2 separate regions of the Homo sapiens genome follow, and region 2 is linked to region 1. A link is a loop called in an ENCODE intact Hi-C map of the cell type or tissue named here. Cell type or tissue: PC-3. All regions are shown on one strand. Each heading gives the region's core, and the rest is flanking DNA. Links, peaks and the distances in the headings are about the cores only.

Evidence for each region. Hi-C counts contacts between places; a loop is a spot of excess contacts. Peaks named below come from ENCODE experiments on the same cell type or tissue, not always from the same donor. Only the 100,000 strongest peaks of a DNase experiment are listed, where the experiment ranks them.
Region 2: it touches region 1 in a loop (9-fold over the local background); 3 of 110 quality-filtered maps call a loop at or near these places.

What each region holds. Positions count from the first base shown.
Region 1 is chr14:89,022,573-89,033,738 of GRCh38, forward strand. It overlaps LOC124903356 (a long non-coding RNA gene), which reads left to right. Exons shown (of 2, transcript XR_007064297.1): 2 at 2,920-3,237. Among named protein-coding and RNA genes, the nearest start is that of TRA-AGC15-1, 49 kb to the left of the region's middle. RefSeq lists silencers at 4,648-4,857, 4,878-5,017. In PC-3, for the core only: CTCF peaks have their summits at 4,885 (motif pointing right) and 5,085; no DNase peak of the experiment used is centred there; H3K4me3 peaks cover 1,172 bases; H3K27me3 peaks cover 334 bases.
Region 2 is chr14:89,934,164-89,945,329 of GRCh38, forward strand. All of the region lies in intron 3 of EFCAB11 (EF-hand calcium binding domain 11), which reads right to left. Among named protein-coding and RNA genes, the nearest start is that of EFCAB11, 15 kb to the right of the region's middle. In PC-3, for the core only: CTCF peaks have their summits at 2,699 (motif pointing left) and 5,473 (motif pointing right); no DNase peak of the experiment used is centred there.

The DNA.
Region 1 (11,166 bases), core at 1,603-9,602:
AATGCCACACTCAGCTCAGAGAAGCTTCACTGCCAGAAGTCTTCTCACCAGTGATAGTAACATGACAAAGCTTTCATGTTAGGGCATCCTATCTCTCCTTCAACACCCTCCCCACTCCAAATTCTGATCTAGGGCATTGCTCGCTAACATAGAAACCAGAATTTTTCACTGAAGAGAAAAAAAAAAGCAATGATCCATTGTATTTGCGAAACCAGATCTATGTAAATCACTTAGCACAGTCCCTGGTACAAGGACGCTCAATACACATTCACTGTTGTTCAATTATTACTGCTCTTAATGGAGCACTCAGAGTATCCATCTGGGAATCTAAGTTCTCCAGCTGGACAGTGCTTTGGGCTGGGTTTCTTCAGGAAAGGTGAGTGGGGATTTCCTGGTTTTGTTTCCAAGAAATAACCAGGACAGCTGTGGGCCATTTTGTACAAACTGTGCCCCTGTGCGCACAGGTGGAATTAGTTGCTCATGAGAGTCAATAGGCATGTAGGTAGCTCAGGAACTCAAGCAAGGCAGGTGCCAATCAAGATTCATTTCTGAAAAGATTAGATGTCCCTAACTCATCCGGTGCTATTCCAGGTGCTGGGAATACAAATGAACATTGGCTAGGCTCTGCCTCTGAGCAGTCATCTACTTGCAGCGGAGGAGAAGGCAGGAGAGCAAACACCCTTATGTGCCATGTGGTGTGGACCCCTGATGGAGGGACTGGCAGGAGAGATTCCCAAATGGGGTGACGTTCAAATGGATCTACAAGAATTAATAATGCATCAGGCAGACAGAGAGAGAAACACTCTTAAAATCTGTTTCTTTATCTGTAATTTGAGAAATTAAAAACAAACAAACAAAAAACAGCTTTCTCACAGTACGCAGAACCGTTTAATGGCCAAGCCTGTGGACTTTCAACAGGCCTGGGGCTGAGTCTTGCTCAACCACCAAGATCTTGGGAAAATAAAAATAAAAACCACAATAATAATAGCAACAAGCATTTAAGCCAACTTTTCTTTGTCTGCAAAAAAGGGACAAGAATAGCAGAAACTACTTAAAAAAGAAAACACACGTAAAGCATTTGACAGAATGCCAGGCACATGTAACATACTCCTTACATGGGAAACTGTTGTTGCTATCACAGGGAGCTTGTGAGGATCAAATGAGACCTGAGGTGTGAGACTAATCTGTGAAACCAAATCTCTGGGGTTATTACTCCAGGCAGAGGGACTATCTCACGTAAAAGCAGGGAAGTTAAAGGAGTGATGATTGTTTCTTGAAGGGAGAGTCCTTGAGTGTGGTGGGAAGGAAAGGTGCACAATGAAAAGGGGGAGGTATTTGAATTGAATAATCAGACAATTGATTAGAGGCCATAGGTCTTGCCTCAGTTATTCAGTTATATGACCAAACATATGGAACAAGAAAATCACGAGAGAAAGAAATCACTGGGATCATAATTTTGAGTTGAGATTTTTTACATTTTTAAATAATGAAACAGTCACATAATTATAAATAATATTAATACAAACATATATAATAAATATTTGTTAAAATTTTAAGTAACAATATTCATATATCCCCACTCCTAGATTTCACAGATGTCAACACTGCGGTATTTACTTGGGACCTTCAGGTATTTGTTGTTTTTGTTTTTAAGTAATAAAATGTTACAGACACTGCTAAAGCTTCACATTTACCCATTTGTGTGTATCACTCTCCTAGATGTTTGCATACTTTACTACATACATGGGTGATTCCATAAACAAAATACAACCTTTTTCTGAGTGTTCTTAGAATTTTACATAAATAATACTATTCTGTATCATTTTATACCTTGCATATACTTCAGTTAACATGTTTTCAAGATGGATCCATGTTGTTAGACATAGATATTGTTAATTCATCTTAACTGCTCTATCCCCTTTGAGGTTTATACTGTGGCTCAGCAATTCTGCTTCTAGAAGTCTTCCTAGAGGAACCATCAGGTATGTACAGAAGGCAATATGCTCAAAGAAGCTCACTGCAGAACAGTTCACGATAGTGAAAAAAGTGTGGAGAATCTGTTCTGGTCATCTTATTGCCAAGTAATAAACCTCCCAACCTTAGTGGCTTAAATCAACAATAATTGCTTATTCTGCTCATGAATCTTCAATTTGGGCAGAGCTAGGCAGGAACAGCTCATCTCAGTTCCATACGGCATTGGCTGGAGTGTCTGAAAAGCTGGAGGCCAGAATTGCCTGGGGACACACTTGCTCCCATATCTGGGGATCAATGCTGGCTGTTGGCTAGGACCTAAGCTGGGACTGTGGCCAGAGCGCCTACTTCGTGGCTGCTGCATGTGGCTGCTTGGCTTCCTCACAGCATGGCGGCTGGGTTCCAGGAGCAAGTGTCCCAAGACAGCAAGGCAGATGCACATGGCATTTTTATGATCTCATCATCACTTCTGCCACAATCAACTGATCACAAAAGTTCACTGAAGTTCAAGGGGAGAGGATACAAAGAAGTCAGCCCAGACCCACCCAGGTTCAAGGGATGTCACAGTTACACTTTAAGAAGAGCATATGGAATGTGATGTATTGTGGTGGCCACTCTTGGAAAATACAATCTGCCACACAACCTAACCGTTCACGCTATGGGACACATAAATACACAAAATTTTGGTGTCTTTGCTTTTGCTGTTTTAAAAGCTGTAAAAAGATGGGCATCTTTTCTCAAAACATAAGCATATTTCCATGCGGAATAAAAAGAATGAAGTGTTTAGGAGGTGATAACAGGGACTTTATACTGGTCTCTATATATCTTTGTATGATGAAATGTTATTACTTCTAGGCACAGAGAACATCTTCCTCCCTTAGAGTACTCTCAGGAACAGTCACAAAAGAGAGTTACTTTTTAAGTTCCTTTTTTCTTTCTCTTGAACAGTATGAAGAAAATCTCCTAGTTCTACAAATTGAGGACTATGATACAACGGTTGCAAAAATGGTGTCTCCTTGAGGGTGCATCTTTGTTCTCTCTGCACTCCAGAAAACCTGGAGAGAGGCTCTGGGTGTCTTGTCTTCATCAGCAGCATAGCGGCTAAAGGGGTCTCTGGAGCCTGGATGGTTGGGTGTGACTCCTGGCTTTGCCACTGGCTCTCTGTGCTTACTTAACTTCCCTGTGTTTCAATTTCCTTATATGGACAACGAGTCTAATGTTACCACATGCAATATTTTTGTAAACACTAAATTTGTTCATCTTGAATTCTGCTTAGACTTGATGAGTGCTTTAAAAGTCATCCGCTGTTATTAGTAATTACAAGAGAGCTGATTCAGAAAGTTGGAAGTAACTTGCACCAGATTAAGTGGATTTAATCATGAACACTATCCCCATGGGCAATCCCAGAATCCTCCCAGCCCGCAGGATAATTAAAGTCAGGCTCTCGATGGAAACCTCTCCTGCCTGTCTTCCTCCGTGTGAGAGAGTTGAAATTGTCAAGATGGGAGGCTGCAGGAAGGGGACGTGCGTCACAGACAGGCGGCAGGAACCCTCCTGCGTTCCTATTTTACAGACAGGGATGCAGCCTGGAGCTCCTGCCTGGGCGTGGCGGCCACAGGGCGCAGTGGGAAGTCCCATGCTCTGGTTAGATGTGAGTTCTCTTCCCAAATCCCCAGCCTTCCCCGACTCCGCTCAATAAAAGCTCCTTGGCCTGGCGCGATGGCTCACGCCTGTAATCCCAGCACTTTGAGAGGCCAGGTGGGTCACGGGGTTAGGGGTTCAAGACCAGCCTGCCCAAGATGGTGAAACCCCGTCTCTACTAAAAATACAAAAATTAGCCGGGCCTGGTGGTGCGCACCTGTAATCCCAGCTACTCGGGAGGCTGAAGCGGGAGAATCGCTTGAACCTGGGAGGCGGGGGTTGCAGTGAGCCGAGATCGCGCCACTGCACTCCAGCCTCGGCGACAGAATAAGACTCCGTCTCAAAAAATAAAAATAAATAAATAAATAAGCTCGCCTCGGAGAAGGCTGGGGGTGGAGAAGCAACAGAGACCCGAAGGCTGTGTCTCAACCATCGGCGATGGGCTTGAGAGATAGACTTGTGTTCCCGTCTGTTACTTATTAATCGGTGACCTTGGCAAATTACTCAGTCTCTTCTGCCTCATTTTACTCCTCTCTAAATTGTCAAATGCTCATAAGGTTCTTTTCCGAGGGGGTCAGCGCAGTGCCTGACCCAGGGTGAGCCTCAGCGAGCAAGAGCCCACGATGGGGTTGGCGGAGAGGCGCGTCCTCGAGGTAACAGGGATGCTGAGAGGTGGCTGAATTCTTCCTTCTTTCAGCGCCCCTGACCTCCCGGCACGGCGCTGGGGAACTCACGGGTCTGGAGCGTGTCCGTGCTGGGCCCCCGGAGATGATTTCTGGAATCGCGACCCGGGGACCTGAGGCCACTCTGGGACCTGCGAGGCAGTTGTTGCCCAAAGACAAGGCCTGGGTACAGGAGCTCGGGAAGCTCTCTGCTGCCCGTCTCCGTTATCCACGTTCGTCTGGGCACCCTCCTCGGGTGCTGCCCATTATTCCTCCCGCACCTGCCGGATCCAAGAGTAGACGCAGAACCCGGACCTCGGAATGGGACGATGCGACGGGCGGGGAAGGCCTGGCCCGGCCGAGGTGCCCTCGGCCCCGCCCTCCACCGAGGGCAGGGAGGCACTGCCTCCGCTCCGTCCACTCGTAACTGGTGACGCTGGCAGCCCCGCCGGGGGGCGGGGGGAGTGCAAGAAAATCCTGAGGTGTGTCGGGGGACCTGGACCAGATGCCCTCCTGCACCGCCCTAGCTCCGGGGAAGTCGCTCTCCGGCTCCGCGGCGCGGGACCCGCCAGCGGGCAGAGGCGCGGCGCTTTGATGTCGCGCGGCCACACGGTGGCGCTGCCGCACCGCCCGCTGGCGGAGACTGGGGGCCAGGGGTGCCCGGGGTGGGGTGGAGCCGGGACGCGCGCACTCCCCAGCCACGCCCGGGGCTCATCCTGGAACCCGGGCGCCCGCAGGGTCGCGAGGCCAAGTGTAGGTCATTCCCCTCCCCGCGGGACCCGTGCCTGGTGGACGCATCGCCGACGCGGACCCTGAACGCTCACATGAGATCCTTAGGGAAACTGAGGCCGAAGAATTGGGAATCTGCATTTAGTCCACTCTCCTGTCCGTAAGAAGAAAGGGGCGCGACTAAGGGGAAGGGAAGGAGCCACAGGGATTCATTCCCAGCCGGTCCCAGTAGCCGCCACAACACCCGGCAGGTCCGAGTTAATCCGTTCTGCAAGCTAGGAAATGAGGCTCGGTATTGGCGGAGGCCACACTGTTGAGAGGCGGTGTTCAACCCCAGGGCTGTGTGTCCCAGCTCTGCAAACTCGGTCACAGCCTCTATCTCCGTGGCATTCACAGTCCTTACCGGTTTTTGACAGTGACCTACAGTGAGATGTCTGTTTACGTCCCTGTCCGCGCGCGCGCGCACACACACACACACACACACACACACACACACACACCTATATAGAACTGAAAACGACACTTAACCTTAATTAGTGTGATGCACTCTGTTTTCTTTTTTGATTCTGTACTGTGTCTTTTCTACCTTTCAGTGCTGGGTGCTAAAATAATCTCACTACTCACTAGTGGGTCCCTAGTCAGTTTGACAAACAACTTCATAGGTGCTGGCTGGGCTCTTCTAGCCATGGAAGTCAACGGAAAGTTGTCCATGTAAGAGGACACAGTCAAGACCAGATAAAGATGGGGAAGACGGTGATTCCCCACGGATAGCCTGGGCATGTGCTGAAGAGCAGATTCTGACTCAGTGGGCCTGACGCTGGCATTTCTAACAAGCTCCTGGTGATTCCGACCACTCCATGCTGAGAGTGACCAAGTCCCCATCACGTGTGTTATCATGAAAGCAATTCTGAGACCAAATTCTGTCATACATACAATAGCTATTAATAAGCAGACACAAAAACTAGATTCAGCCTGTTCTTGTAGTTCTGAGGCAGAGTGCTCCAAATCTACTCCTCCCTTCCACCACCACCACCACCACCACCCTAACCCCTGCTCTTTCATGTCATGGTGATAGAATCTAAGGCGGATGCTGTTGAGCCACCTTCTTCCTCCCAGGGTGGATCTCTAGTGAAGTTTGAGTCAATGGGATGTGAACAGAAGGGATATATGCAAATCCCAGGTGATCTTCTGGGAGATAGCCTAGCTTAGTCGACTTAAAAGACAACTTAAAACTTGTACTTCAACTTAAAATGTAAGCTCCTGAGTTTCGTGAGTGCTCCTGAGTTTCCTTCTTTTCCCTTCCAGCAAGTAGGAAAATGCTCACAGTTCAGCTCTGACCCTGCAGACAAGGGCAACAACCCTGCAGACAAGAGGTCACAATTCAGCTCTGACCCTGCAGACTAGGGCAACAAGCTGGAAGGAACCTGGATCCCTGAATCATTGCATGGAGCAGAGCTGCTCCATCAACCAGGATCTCTCACCTAGAGATGCTTATTTAAGAGAGAAACAAACCATCTTCTTTAAACTTCTGTATTATACAGTACTTGGTTGGGGAACTTGTGCTTTTGTTACAGCGCATATTCTCATTTAGGTTCATCTGAAGCAAATGCAACAATATTCTGATAGCAGAATCAACTAACGGGTATCTGATCAGGTAACAGAATCCTCTGTTGAGTGTGTTGTGGGGAGGACCCTGGGGGAAGAGGAGAGAATAGGACCACAGTTGTAAACCTAGGGCACTAGATTCCCATGCTACTTTCTTGCAAGCATGGAGATATCTCTGTGTGTATCTTTCTAGCCACTACCCATTAGCACCACCCATTTCACCATCAACAACAACAAAAAAATCTTTTTCGTAGTTCTTAATGAACAAACCCTCTGGGGAAGACTTGGAAAGCAATTTTTGAAGCCTGGGTCTTCCTATGTTTACTAATTGCTCCACCTTGCTGCCCTGTGTATCACTTAAAGTTAACTTACATACATATATACCACCTATATCTATACTGTTTAAAAGTAAATGTAGACAATATTTTACCTTGTATTTTCCCAGAGTATTATTATAGCCTAAGTGGCTATTGACCTCCAAGCTCATTATTTCCTTTATTACTTTAAAGGAATTTGGCTTGAGCCCCATTGAACATGGGATAGAAACCCTGCTCCATCTCCAAAAGTCCTCAGTGGTGGGACCTTCCTTGATTCTTATCACCCCAGACCCCCATTTCTTACTTCTCCTGACTTCTCTGGCTCCACTTTGCATCTCATGCTTCATGATTGTTCCCTCTTTCTGACCCATATCAACACAGAAGGGAAGGTACATCTGGTGAGGATTGGTGGGCAGTGGACTGGGAGTGGGGTTACACTGCAGTGCAGTGCCGCTGATCATTTTTAAATTTCACAGTGGACGTCCGTATCTTCAGAGCCCTTCAGCCTTCCTCACTTCAGGCTATTTATTAGTTATGTGCCTGCACCTTAGCTGGCCTCTGTCTCTTTAGGCTCGTGTGTCTTGTGGTTCTCTCCCTTCACCATCCCACCTGCTCTCTGCTCCCTGGCCCCTCATCCAGACAAAAAGTCACGTGCACAAAATTGAATTGCAAACCAATTTGTAAAAAAAATTCTGTCATCCACTGCCCTGCTCCCTCATTCTGTGCTTTGTTCCAGAGCCCGTCTTTTTCATAGCACCTGTGCTGTCAGAGAGTTCTGCTTAACACCAACAAACACCCAAACACACAAATACACACAAAAAGTCTCTTCCTGCCTGGCCAGATCACACCTAACTTCTTTCCCCTCCCCAACTACATGCAAGGCTGATTCAGGGATCCCTTTACTTAAATCTCTGCAACAGCTCTTCACTGGCTTCTGTGCATCACCATTGCCACGGTGACCGCCAGGCCATTGGTGACCTGGCCATGCTCCCTCCCTTCCAGCCTCATATCTGACTGTGTACCCACACACCTCCTGTGCCACTCATCCCAGCCACGTCACACTCTCCAAACGGGCCCAGCTCAGCTTTCTCAGCTTCATTCCTTTGCACATTTACTCTCCTTGCTGTGTTCACCTGGAGTGTCTCTCCCTGAACTCTGCCCAGCAGCTGTTGTCTCAACCACTGCTGGGAAGCCCTCCTTGACTTCTCAGGCTGGGTGAAGGACTCCTCTAACCCCTCTGCCTGTCTATCCTGGCACATAAAACTGATTTCAGGAATTTTAGCTTTCCTTGTCTCTCCCCTCCAACAGATGGAACGCTTTAGGGGCAGGACTACATGCCCTGCTGTTATTTATCCTATAGATGAGCGCATAGGAGGCAGGCCTTCAGTGCATGCTTATTAACTGAATGTGAGAGTGTATAAGACCTGTCGCTGACTGAATGTACAATACCTGTCGAGGTAAAAATCAGACTGGAGGACAGTCTGGAAGGGGTGAAGCAAAGGAAGGGGGGTGCCTGGGAGGCAACTTTAGGGCTGCCAGGGGAGAGGGAAGTCTGGGCAGCAGGTTCATAATCAATCAAGACACTCATTGGCTCCAAGCCTTTAGTTTTCTTCCCACCAGTGGGCCAGACCGCTGTCCTCTTCTTGCTCTCTCTCTGGGACAGGTCTCTGCATCTCCTTCCCATTTTGCCTCCCAGTGGCTCTGCCTGCCTTCCCTGGGATGGGCAGAACAGCAGCAGGAGCACTGAGGTAGGTTTGTCCTAAGCCTCCATTTCTGGGAAGGGGCCACTAACATCTCTGATGACCATGGAGGGGGGTCCTCTTAGCAGAGGGGAAAGGCATTCCTTGATTCTGAATGTCTGTTGAGAGACATTACTTTCCCGACCCTCTTCCAAACACACCCACCCCAAGAAGAGTATGTGCTTTCTGGACGGAGGGGCTATATCAGCGAGGATGGGCTCAGTCACATCTCAGGAATGAGATACTGTAAAGCAACAATGATGTGTTGTTCCTGACTCCCAAGACGTCCATTTTGCATGGGCAGAAAGGCTCTAATCATTGCAGTTACTTCAAGAACTGGCTTGAACCACCTCAAGCCAGTTCTTTTTTTCTTTTTTCTTTTTTTTTTTTTGTTGTTGTTTTTGTTTGTTTTTATTATTATTATTGAGACCGAGTCTCTGTCTGTCGCCCAGGCTGGAGTGCAGTGGCGCAGTCTCAGCTCACTGCAACTTCTGCCTCCCAGGTTCGAGCGATTCTCCTGCCTCAGCCTGCTGGGTAGCAGGGACTACAGGCGCCTGCCATCACGCCACCTGGCTAATTTTTGTATTTTATTTTATTTTTATTTTTATTAATTTTGAGATGGAGTCTCGCTCTGTCGCCCAGGCTGGAGTGCAGTGGCGCAATCTCTGCTTACTGCAAGCTCTGCCTCCTGGGTTCACGCCATTCTCCTGCCTCAGCCTCAGGAGTAGCTGGGACTGCAGGCACCCGCCACCATGCCCAGCTAGTTTTTTTTTTGTTTTTTTTTTTTTTTTGTATTTTTAGTAGAGACAGGGTTTCACCATGTTGCCCAGGCTGGCCTTGAATTCCTGACCTCAAGTGATCTGCCCTCTGCCTGTCTTGGCCTCCCAAAGTGCTGGGATTACAGGAGTGACCCATCAAGCCCAGCCAGCCAGTTCTTGAAAGAGCCTGGGATGGTCCCACACTGACAGTTAAATGCTGTGTCCCGGAAGGACTCACTTCACTTCTACTCTATCATTGGTCAGAACCAGTCACATGCCCCACCCATCACGTGCGGACCAGGAAGTGCAACCCTACCACAAGGTGGGGGACTAGAAATCCTCGGGACACAGCACTGATGACTACCGTAGGGGGTGAGGAAAGGAAAGTCTAAAAGACAAAAAGGGGAAATGGAGGCTTTTAGACATTAGGAGAATCTGGTCGCCCTTGAGGCACAATGGCTTGGACTTTTGGCTGGCCTTAGAGCAACGCAAATGCTGGCCTGCGTCAGGCTTAGAGTATGGAGGAGGGTGGATGCTCACTGGGCCCCCAGAGTGCATTTCCCCATCCCCAGTGACTTGCTTCTGGCCCTGCCCAAACCCAAGCCAGACTTTCAGGACCTCATTGTTTCCTAGAATGTATCTCTAGTAAATACAACTGGCATTGACCTCCCTTCCATTTCAGCATATTTAACATGATGTTCTCCGATCATTTTGTGTTGATACAGCCTCTTCTTCCTGATGGCAAGTCCTTAAGTTCAGAGTCAATCTCAAGGCTTTCTCTGTATTCCCCAACGCATGGGGCTGGGCATTCACCCAACATGTACTGGGTCCTTATGCACTCCACCCTGGGAAGATAAAAACCAACACACACAAAAATTAACGCAAAAGGAAGGTTTAAGGATGGGAAAGATGTGATGCCTACTTCAGCCTATCAAGGTGCCCAATAAATGCTTAAATTGAGTCAAATCATCCTTGGATACACAAAACCACATTGTCAATTTCCTGTATGACAATGTCATCATCTCTGTTTGAGTGAAGGCTTCACAGAGGTGAATCTGTCCATTATCCTGTATCTCTGCACTGGCCAATAGAGAGGCTTCTAGTTACATCTCTGTTGAGCGTTTGAAATGTGGCAAGACCAAGGAACTGAATTTTTAACTGAATTGCACTTACTGCTGTAAGTGCAAAGTAGATATCAGATGTCAAAGACTCATGAGAAAAAAAGAATGTAAAGTATCCGATTAGTATTTTTCTCTTGAGTATATTTTTAAGTGATGTTATATTTCTACTGAGCAGTTCAGCTCTAGAAAGCCCAGGGCAGGATTTGGGTAAGATCAGCTGCTTTCAGATTTTCATTTACAAAGCTTCGAATTATAACATTTGATCAAACCCGACTTTGGAAAAGTTATCATAAAGATGGCATTTGAAGTTTGGGGCATTTAATTTTTGGTTCTCTTTATTCTCCTTTCTGCTTTTCTCCCAAAGCTATGACTACAAAGAAAACTAAAAGCATCTCATTTATTCCACAAACTGATCTCCACGTCTTAACTAAATAGCAATTGCTGGGCTGTATTTTATACACACACACACACACACACACACACACACACACACACACGTTCCTACAGGGACCAACATTTTCCCATGTGTAAAGTGACATGCCTGATTGCTAGATTAAGCAACGGAAATTAATTATTACAGTAATTACTCGGCCACTAAATATTTGAATGCTAGACTTGACATA
Region 2 (11,166 bases), core at 1,477-9,476, 910 kb after region 1:
AATTGGGAAGTTACATGATCTTTCTGGCTATTATCCTGATAAAAGGACGGAGGTGGGGGAGCAAAAATGTAAAAAGAGAGACCAGTTAGGAGCCTACTGGCAAGAGATGTGGTTGCCAGGTTGCTGGCAGTGGGGATGAGAGGAGTGGAAGGTTTCCAGATATATTTTAGAATCTAAATGACATAGCTTGATGAAGAACTAGATGTGGCAGGTGAGAAAGAAAGAGATGTCAAGAATATCCCGTAGATTCTGGCTTGAAGAGCTACTTAAAGAGAGGAGAAAGTCTGGGGGAAGAGCAAAATTGGGGCGAGATGAAGAGTTGCCATTCAGCTGTGTGAAGTGTTCAGTGCTCTGGAGACAACCAAGAGGAGAAGTTCAGGAGGTGGCCGGCTGTCTTCTAGGCAACAGGGCATATCTCCCTCACCTACCAGAGTGCCTGGCAGGTGCTCAATCATACGTACTGTAGCAAATTAGCATATGTAGCATTTTTTTCCATAGTTGTGGGGAATACATATTGATGCAGCTCCATTCTTATCTAATTACCCTTGTGACAGAGAACATAATGACAAATTGTTAGCTGAGGTTAAAATTGAAGTCTAGCTATGCCATGTGCCCATAAGATCATATCCATAACTTTAGCTTCATGAACACCAAAATCTAGTCAATTAAGTAGCATCTAGAGTAGCCGAAATTCTTGAATAATGTATTCACTGATAATGGCATGTCCTAGGAGACCCTTCAGAAACGTACCCCAGTCCACCTCTCAAGGCTTCCTAGTCAACTTCCTGGTGCTTCCCCAAGCCAAGAGGCCCTTTCGCACTCCACACCTTTGCATGTATAGAACACACTGCCTGGAATAATGCACTTTCTCCTTTTTTCTCCTAGTGAATATTTGTATCTCCTTCCAGATGCAACCCAGGCATCATCTCCTGTTTGAATATGTCTCTGATTTCTCTCAGCTAAGTCCTTTTTCTGTGACCCGACGGCCCTTTGTTCATCATGCAATCATAGAAGTGATTAGGATCTACGGTAATTATTTGGCCACATGTCTGCCTGAGACATGCTGAGGGAAAGCAGTGTATAGTGTTCTCAAAATTTTATCCCATGTTTAGCATGATGCCTAGCAGACAGTAGGCATTCATTACATGTTTGCTGAGTAAGTAACATTCAATGAATAATAACAAACAAGATGTTATTTCTAGTTTTTAGCAAAAAGCATTAAAATGCATGTGGGTTTTTTTTTTTTTTTTTTCCTAGAGACAGGGTCTTGCTCTCTTGCCCAGGCTGGAGTGCAAAGGCTAGTCACAGGCATGGCCACAGCGCACTGCAGCCTCAAAATCCTAGCCTCAAGTTATCCCCCACCTCAGTCTCCCCAGTAGCCGGAACTAAAGGCATATGCCACCATGCCAGGCTTAAAATGTGTGTTTTAGAGCAGGTATAATGGCTCATGCCTATAATCCTAACACTTTGGGAGGCCAAGGTGGGCAGAGAGGTTGAGGTCAGGAGTTCCAGACCAGCATGGCCAACATGGCAAAATCTGTCTCTACTAAAAATACAAAAATTAGCCAGGTGCGGTAGCTCACGCCTGTAATCCCAGCAATTTGGGAGGCTGAGGCAGGCAGATCACCTGAGGTCAGGAGTTTGAGATCAGCCTGGCCAACAAGGCAAAACCTATCTCCACTAAAAATACAAAAATTAGCCAGGTGTGGCGGCATGCACCTGTAATCCCAGCTAGTCAGGAGGCTGAGGCACAAGAATCACCTGAACCCAGGAGGTGGAGGTTGCGGTGAGCCGAGATCGTGCCACTGCACTCCAGCCTGGGTGACAGAGTAAGACTCTGTCTCAAAAAAAGAAAAAAAAAAACCCATGTTTTAAATGATCTTATAACTCTGTAAATGAATGCCAAAAAGTAGGTCTCTTTCTATTCACATAGCCAGCAAAATAAACTGTCACTTCAGAAACTCCAATTTCTTAAAACATATGATATAGTAAAAACCAAACAAAATTCAGAGAGAACTACATCGATAATATTTGCTCTTATCATTGCATTTGACTTAGAGAAGTGATAAAGGGAAAAAAGCACAATTCCTGGTTCATCGTGTAATTCACAAGGAAAAAAAAGGACCTGAGTGGTGATATCTTTTAAATTACATATTCAGATAACTCATGAGTATTTGGAGCTGTGAAGTATTCAGGTCTTTATTTTACAATATTGTAGGATAAAAACAAACAGTCTTTAGCTTTTACTAGGAGAAAATGTATGTGGATTTAAACTGTATGCCTATTACCACTTAAAAGGAAAACCCATCCAATAACAAAAATTACTCCGTATGTGTAATCAATTTCTTTCACACTATTTTCCCACACAATCATATGCTTTTATTTCTTAAAGTCCATACTCTAGGGGTTAAACTCATCAAGCATATATTGTGTGAACATATCCCCTCCCTTCTATGCCTTTAATTGTCTTAATCTTCTAACGCAACATTTATCCAAATACAAGACCCTTTTCTAAAAAGCACAGAGGAGTTTTTGTTCAGCTCGGCTCTCATGTTGTAGTAATATGATCACTTTCCAAAGCCAATACATAGTAACATGCTATTCCTGAAGCTCTGCAATGAAAACACATTAATGTAAGCTGTATACATCTAGCTCTTTAAATAACCTAGAAATAGAGTTCCTACTACTAGCTCCACCTGCTGTCACAACATTCAAACCTAAAATTACCACTTCACAAAGGCTTTCAGTAATTCTACTGACATCAGATTTCATACCCAATAAGAAATATATTACCTGTGTCCCCTCCCACCCCGCCTCCAGAGGAAGAATATGTTCAGAAAATTCTAATTTCAAATACAATGTTGAGTCATTTGTGCACACTGTTCCACTACTAATAGTTACCTAAACATCCTTTACCGTGGTTACAAATTAGCATCACAACCTTAGGAACCACACAGATCTATGTGTTTATCTGTGTTTATTATTAATATGTCTGCAGAAGGTATTCAGAAATTGCCTGGGTCATTAGACTCTATCAATAGTTGGCAAACTATTTCTTTTTTCAGCTGTAGGAAAGATTCTTCTTTATATGAAAATGGAAAGCCTCATGTGTAGAGGAGATGAAGGAAGAACTATTTGGTTTGAAGTGGGTGGGCTTCCCATTCTTCCCTATCCAACAGTGTCTTTGAATGTGTCCCCAAAGGATCTAGGATTGAGGTTTGTGGTTTAAAGACCACTGGACCAATGATCTTTACAAATCCTTCTTGACCCTGCAAGTCCATGCATTTTTTTGTACAACTGGAAAACATCTCCTTCCATTTTATAAACAATCCTTGGTAAAATGGACTCTCTTCATGTTCTATAACATATATATATATATTTTAGATGGAGTCTCACTCTGTCGCCAGGCTGAAGTGCTACAGCGCGATCTTGGCTCACTGCAACCTCCACCTCCTGGGTTCAAGCGATTCTACTGCCTCAGCCTCCCGAGTAGCTGGGATTACAGGTGTGTGCCATCACACCCGGCTAATTTTTGTATTTTTAGTAGAGACGGGGTTTCACCCTATTGGCCAGGCTGGTCTCGAACTCCCGACTTTGTGATCCGTCTGCCTCGGCCTCATAAAGTACTGGGATTACAGGCATGAACCACTGCACCTGGCCAACATGTACATATTTTTTAGTTTCCAAACTACTTAATACATGTATATATATCTATGACAGATATATATATAGAGAGAGAGAGACTAGAAAGATTATTTTTTTTTACTTGTTTGTTTTTAAGCAGTTTCTTAGGAGGGTAATCATCTTTCACCACAGGGGAAGATAAATTCAAAAAGTCTAACAAAACTATATAAATTTTTTACTTGAAAGTTCCATTAAGTATAGTTTTTTGTGGTTCACAGTTCTAAGCTTCAGGGTCAGTGCACACAGAGAAATCCTCTTGAAAATGAAGGAGTCTAGCATCTGGCTATCACAGTGAGCTCAACTTAGAAACTGCAATAAACCTGGGGAGAGTGAAGGAGAAAACAATAAAAATCGCAAGTTATTTGGACAGTAAGCCTGGTCCTAGATTTAGTAGAAAGGAAGGGTTCATGTTCATTGTGTCACATATTGATTTTTCCAGGAGTTAAAAAAATGCTTAAAAATTAGGGTTTAAAAGGATGAAGCAGTCTTTCAAAAGACATAATGCCTTCTCTAGTCTGAGACACAAAATTCAAATTATGACTTTTGGAGGCCATGACAGTGAAGGGGTGGGAGAAGGATATAATGTGTTCGCACAGAAAGACTGCAAGGATGGTAGGTGAAAGTGACTTCAAAAATAGTGAGTTGTCACCTATGATAAATGAATTCAGAGGATAATATTTTCTTCCAGCTTACTATGGATGTGTAGGGAAATAAAGAGAAAATAATCTACCTTAATGGAAGAAATCAAGTTTTACTATATAATTGGAGGGAAAATGAGTAAAAACAGTTAGAGGCCAGGTGTGATGGCTCACATCTGTAATCCCAGCACTTTGGGAGGCCACGGCAGGCAGATCACCTGAGGTCAGGAGTTAAAGACCAGCCTGGCCAACATGGTAAAACCTTGTCTCTACTAAAAACACAAAAACTAGCCAGGTGAGGTGGTGCCGCACCTGTAATCCCAGCTACTCAGGAGGCTGAGGCAGAAGAATCACATGTTCACCTCCAGGCTTGAACCCGGGAGGCAGAGGTTGCAGTGAGCCAAGACCGCGCCACTGCACTCCAGCCTGGGCAACAAGAGCAAAACTCCATTTCAAAAAACAAAACAACAACAACAACAACAAAGCAAAAAAAAAAAAAAAAACCAGTTACAGTAGAATAGAGAAATCTGAACCAATAAAATCTTATTTCTATCAAACCCAGGCAGGAATTGTTACTTTTTTATTATACACATCTCCTGCTCATAAAGCTTAAAAGGTTCCTCAGTGTCAAACACCACAAAGTCCTAATACCTTATTCTGGACTTTAAAGCTTCATCCTTCCTTCCGTGCACACCGGTCCTTAATCCTTCCCAGCTCTCATCATGCCAGCTGACTCGGCTGGACACAATTCATTTATAGTTACATACTATATTCCTTGCTGTTGCAGAGGTTAAAAAAAAAAAGTAAAAATCCAAGAAGAGTAGATTCTGTTAATGGGAGGACTGCATTAACAGCATGATAGCTGATATATTTAGGTATGCAAATCTGAGATGGGCGAGAGATTTGTAAAAGAACAGGGATCTAGGAAGAAAAGATTTCAGGCACTGACGTGGACAGCACAGAAGAGGGTCTCTGAAGAACTCTACACAGAGAGCACAGCACCAGCAACAGGAGCAGGAGGCGGGGCACACAGCTGGCACCTGCCCTGCATTCATTTACCGCCTCTTTTCTCCTTTGCTCCATCACTATTTCAAATCCCACCCATCCTTCAGCATGTCCAGCTCCAGGCCCACACCTCCTCTAGGGGGCAGTGCTGCCCTCCTGAACTCTTATAGGTTTTCTTGCCTATAATAGTAATATAACATCTGGCCGTAAAAGAAGTGGCAATATTTCTTTCATCTTCCCTATCACATAAGATATATACACATTTTTTGATGGAGTCTTGCTCTATCGCCCAGGCTGGAGTGCAGTGGCGGGATCTCAGCTCACTGCAACCTCCGCTTCCCAGGTTCAAGCAATTCTCCTGCCTCAGCCTCTGGAGTAGCTGCAATTACAGGCACCCACCACCACGCCCAGCTAATTTTTGTATTTTTAATAGAGACAGTGTTTCACCATGTTGGCCAGGCTGGTCTTGAACTCCTGACCTCGTGATCCACCTTCCTCGGCCTCCCAAAGTGCTGGGATTACAGGCGTGAGCCACCGTGCCCAGCCCACATAAAATATATATTTTTAAATGTCTTTAGGTCAGTGTCTGTGTCTCCTAATTCTTCCCCATCTGTATAGTGAAACATATTCACTGTTTTCTAAATGGGTAATTAAATAAACATGGATGGGTGAATATCTGTAGGAGATTCCATAAAATGCTACGATTATAATTTCAAAATAAGGTAACCTTAATGTGTATGCAGTTTCCTGATTATAGAAAAGAACTAAGAAGCCAATTGAAATCTGAAATCAACCAAAACCTTCATCCCTGCTATACCCTGATCTTTGTTCCATAGGAGCCAAAATAAAAAACCATACACAACAGCAGGTGTTTTATGACAGAAACTAAGACCAGAAAAAGGATATTTAAATTTAGAAAAATAATACCTTTAATAGTCAACTGTCTTGTTTAGAACAAGCCAGACAAGATATTAATAAATAAAAGCATGCAAGCCAACTGACCATTAACCTACTCATCCACAAATTATTTTTCAATTGGACCTTACACTGGATAGCAGTCACACAGTCCATAATTACTGCTATGATGAATCAATCGCTTTGATTTTTCCATCATTCAAAGTTGAGGGTTAAAAGTAAGTTCCTGGAAAGCTTTTTCAAGTATCAAAGTAGAATATGTTCATTAATTTAAAATGGCAATAGTATAAGGAAACAGAAAAGATGCTCAATCTAATCGCCTAGTGAAAACAAAATTCTGAAGTCCTTTTTTCTGGTTTTTAATCTTAGGCATATTTTACATAGATCCGAGATAATAACAAAGAGACAAATGTATGAGGATTCAGTGGGACAATGCTCATTCAGTTCTTATTTATAGCTTTTAGCATAAAGAAAAGCCCTGTAAATCTTAGCTGTTGTTATTTATATAGAATGATCTACAATTTATTCTGGAATAAAGTCAGACCACCTGAGATATGTATACTTGGAACACACAGCCTTTGCCCTTCATAGAATTGCCCTGACATTAAACACTGGTCTACATTGAGAAAAGATGAAGCAACAGCCTTACAAAATTCACTACTGCATTTATTGAACAGCTCATCGACACTGACATCCACTCAGCAGCCTCCCCTCCATGAGACATCACAGAAGAACTATCCCAGGGCAGGAGGACTTATGCCTCTCTAGAAAAATTGTTTTGTTGCATGGACCCTGACTGCAGCTGTGCTTGCTCGTGTTTTCCTATTTGTTCTGGATGCTAGGTAGTCCAGAACCAAATTTGAAATTAATGCCTAACAACTATAGAGAACATGGTGATTTGTTTTTCGTGTATTGATTCTACTCCTGACTTCAACTCATTGATTCATAAAGTTCCTTAGGGGAATGAATACTGGCCTCGATTTTGTCACAATTAGGAGTATGACCCATGGCACTATTAAAAATCAAAGGAAGGGCTCATCAATTGGTTAAGAGGGTGAGCTAGAAGGTCGGATCACGTTGGTCTGGTACTTACTAGCTACCGGTGCCACTCTGGGCAAATTATTTAATCTTGCTAGGCTTCTGGATTTATTTATTTTTTATTTTTAAACTTTTTAGTACTTTTTTTTTTTTTCAGAGATATGGTCTTGCTCTGTTGCCCAGGCTGGTCTCAAACTCCTGGACTCAAGTGATCTTCCCACCTCAGCCTCCCAAGTAGCTGGGAATATAGGTGCATACCGCCATGAATGGCCAGAGTTTTTTAACTTCTAAAATGGGGATAGCCAGGCACAGTGGCTCATGCCTGTAATCCCAGCACTTTGGGAGGCTAAGGTGGGAGGATCACTTGAGCCCAGGAGTTAGAGACCCTGTCTCAAAAATAATCATCTAAAATGATAAATAAAATATAATGAGGATAATATGGTTTGGCTCTGTGTCCTTACCCTACCCAAATCTCATCTCGAATTGTAATCCCTGTCAGGGCAGGGGCCTGGTGGGAGGTGACTGAATCATGAGGGCTGACTTCCCCCTTGTTGTTCTCACCAGATCTGGTTGTTTGAAAGAGTGTGTCAATTCCCCGTTCACTCTCTCTCTCTCCTGCCACCATGGGAAGAAGGTCTTTGCTTCACCTTTGCCTTCTGCCATGATTCTAAGTTTCCTGAGGCCTCCCCAGTCATGCTTCCTGTTAAGTCTGTGGAACTGTGAGTCAATTAAACCTCTTTATAAATTACTCAGTCTCAGGTAGTTCTTTATAGCAGTGTGAAAATGGACTAATACAGAGGATAATCATAATATCATAGTTACATTAAATATAACAATCATCACAGATGAATGTGCTCATCACAGATCTGCATGATAACTGTTCAGGAAATGATTGCTGCAATTATCTATAATAATAATAAATACTGTAAAAGGATTTTGCCAAGTATTTATTATTTTATTATTCCTCTATATCATTTTGTGATTCTTCTCTGAAGCCTAGGTTCCTCATTTTAAAATAAGGACAGATGACTGTTTTCCAGGTCTCTTCTAGTTGCAAGCTTCTTCATTCTATACACTTGGAAAAGTTATGAAGTGCATCACAGAGAATGAGGGTTATAATGAAACCCTCTGAAAGAGGTAGCAAGACTATAAATCAGAACCAACCTCAACTGTGATCTGCCGCTTCCTTTAACTAATGGCTTGATTTTTTTCTCCCACTCATATATTTCCTTGTTTCAAGCAGCCACAACAGTTTTTGCTTATATTCACTTGCTTGTTAGGTTACAGGCAATAAAAACATCATTAGCACCTTTCTGCTACTCACCCTGGCTGCCCTCAAATTCTCCCAGCATGTACACTTCTTCCAGATACTTTACTCTTATTTCTACTAGCTTTGACTTAACTTTTCACTCTTCTTAATTTTCACGAGGAAATCTCTATTGAAATGACCTACTTTTCAAGAGGATTCGAAGCCCTTGGGAAGCAGGGCCTGGGCATCCAGGTTTAGGTATAATCCCGAACCCAAAGTGCAGGGTGTCTAGCTTCCGGACTCTGGCCCTTCCTAAAAGCAGCTGAGTCTGGGCCAACCTAGAATGTGAGTCTGACCTTGCCCTGCAAGCTGGGCAGCAACTGGGCCCTGCAAAAGAATCCTGTGGATGGTGTGTTAGAGCCCTGTTCCGAAGTAAGAAGAACAATGGATAGCAGAGAATTCCCAAGTCACAGCTGTATTATACAGAACAACTTTGGAAAGTTGATTACCTGAATAAATAGTTCCCAGGAGGCCAAGGCCAGCATTTCAGACCTGTTTTTTTTTTTTTTTTGAAACAGGGTCTCGCTCTGTCACCTAGGCTGGCGTGCAGTGGCGTGATCATGGCTCACAGCAGTCTCAACCTCCTGGGCTCAAGCAATCCTCTACCTCAGCCCCCTGAGTAGCTGGGACTGGCATGTACCATCAGGCCTGGCTCATTTTTGTATTTTTTGTAGAGATGGGGTTTCGCCATGTTGCTCTCGCTGGTCTCAAACTCCTGGGCTCAAGTGATCCACCCACCTTGGCCTCCCAAATTGCATGGGACTACAGGCGTGAGCTACCACACCCCGCCAATTTCAGTTCTTCAAGATCCAAACATTAAGAAGAGAGATAATATATGTGGAAAAACATTTAATCTGCACATGTGCTCTCTTCCTTCAAGAGAAATAGCATGTAAAATTGACTCGTATCAATAAGAGGGAAAGAAGAAAAAGTGGATGGTTTGAAATTGGTTCAGTATTGAACAATTCTAATAGAAAAATTGCATGTTAGCAGCAATCAGAGTACAGCAGTGATTTCTTGCTAGGCTATTTTACTCCTTTTCTTGAATGTTTGTGGTCTTGAGTTTCTCCAAATAAACACACACACACACACACATACATACACACTCACACTAGAGTACAGCTGGGAGAATACAGGTGGGGACTGTATTCTTTCTTCCAGAATCCATACCTCTCTGCACATTAGAGAACTAGTTAAGGAAAGAAAACATTCAGTGTGAAGTCAAATCCTTAATTCAAAATCAGAGAACATACAGAAGAAAGAAAGTCTATGAGAATAATGAATGTTAAAATGCCTTCAGCAATAGTCACACTTGATGTATCAGAAAAGCCACTGTATTAATCTTTTCTCATGCTGCTGATAAAGATGAGACTGGACGATTTACAAAAGAAAGAGGTTTAATGGACTTACAGTTCCACACGGCTGGGGAGCCCCCACGATCATAGCGGAAGGCAAAGAGGAGCAAGTCATGTCTTACATGAATGACAGCAGACAAGAGAGAGCTTGTGCTGGGGAACTTCTCTTTTTAAAACCATCAAATCTCGTGAGACTTATTCACTATCACAAGAACAGCCTGGGAAAGACCTGCCCCCATTATTCAATTATCTCCCACTGGGTCCCTCCCACAACACGTGGGAATTATGGGAGTTACAAAATGAGATTTGGGTGGGGACACAGCCAATCCATATCAGTAACATAATAGAGAAACACGATATTATGACTAGGGTAAGATCTTCATCCAGAAAGAATAACTCACTGAATATCAGGGAACTCTTAAGAAAGAGAAATCCTATCAATGCAAAGAATGTGGGAAATCCTTTTGCCAGAAAACAAAACTCTCTGTAGATTGGAATATTCACAAAAAACCCTAATGAAAAAAATGTAGAAAAGGCTTTATCAAGAAGTTGTAACTAATGGAACATCAAACATTATTCTGAATATTTTGAAAGTGAAAATTTTCAACAAGAAATTTAAAACCTGGAGCAATTCTATCAAGTTAGCGATTATATCAAGAACATGTTCTCCTAGCAATAATCCTGAAAGTCTTATTTTAAATGTGATTCTAAACCTTGTACATAAAGTGTATTAGATTTTAATACAATATTAATAAATCTAATAAAATATTAGATTTTATTAGATCTAATAATAAATCTAATAAAATATTAGATTTTATTAGATCTAATAATAAATCTAATAAAATATTAGATTTTATTAGATCTAATAATAAATCTAATAAAATATTAGATTTTATTAGATCTAATAATAAATCTAATAAAATATTAGATTTTATTAGATCTAATAATAAATCTAATAAAATATTAGATTTTAAATCTAAATGTTAGTAATCCCTGCTCTCTTTTCCCCCCCCACTCAGTGTGGGTAGTAGTTTCTCATTTTTATTGATTACCTCAACAAAATCAGCTTTTAATTTTTTCTTGTTTGTCCTCTTTTCAATTTCAACAATTTCCATTCCAATCTTTACTATTTCCTTTCCTCCACTTATTTCGGGCCTTATTTACTCTTTTTTGTAGTTAAAGGTAGAAGATAATTAAAGGTAGAAGCTGAGGTCATCAGTTT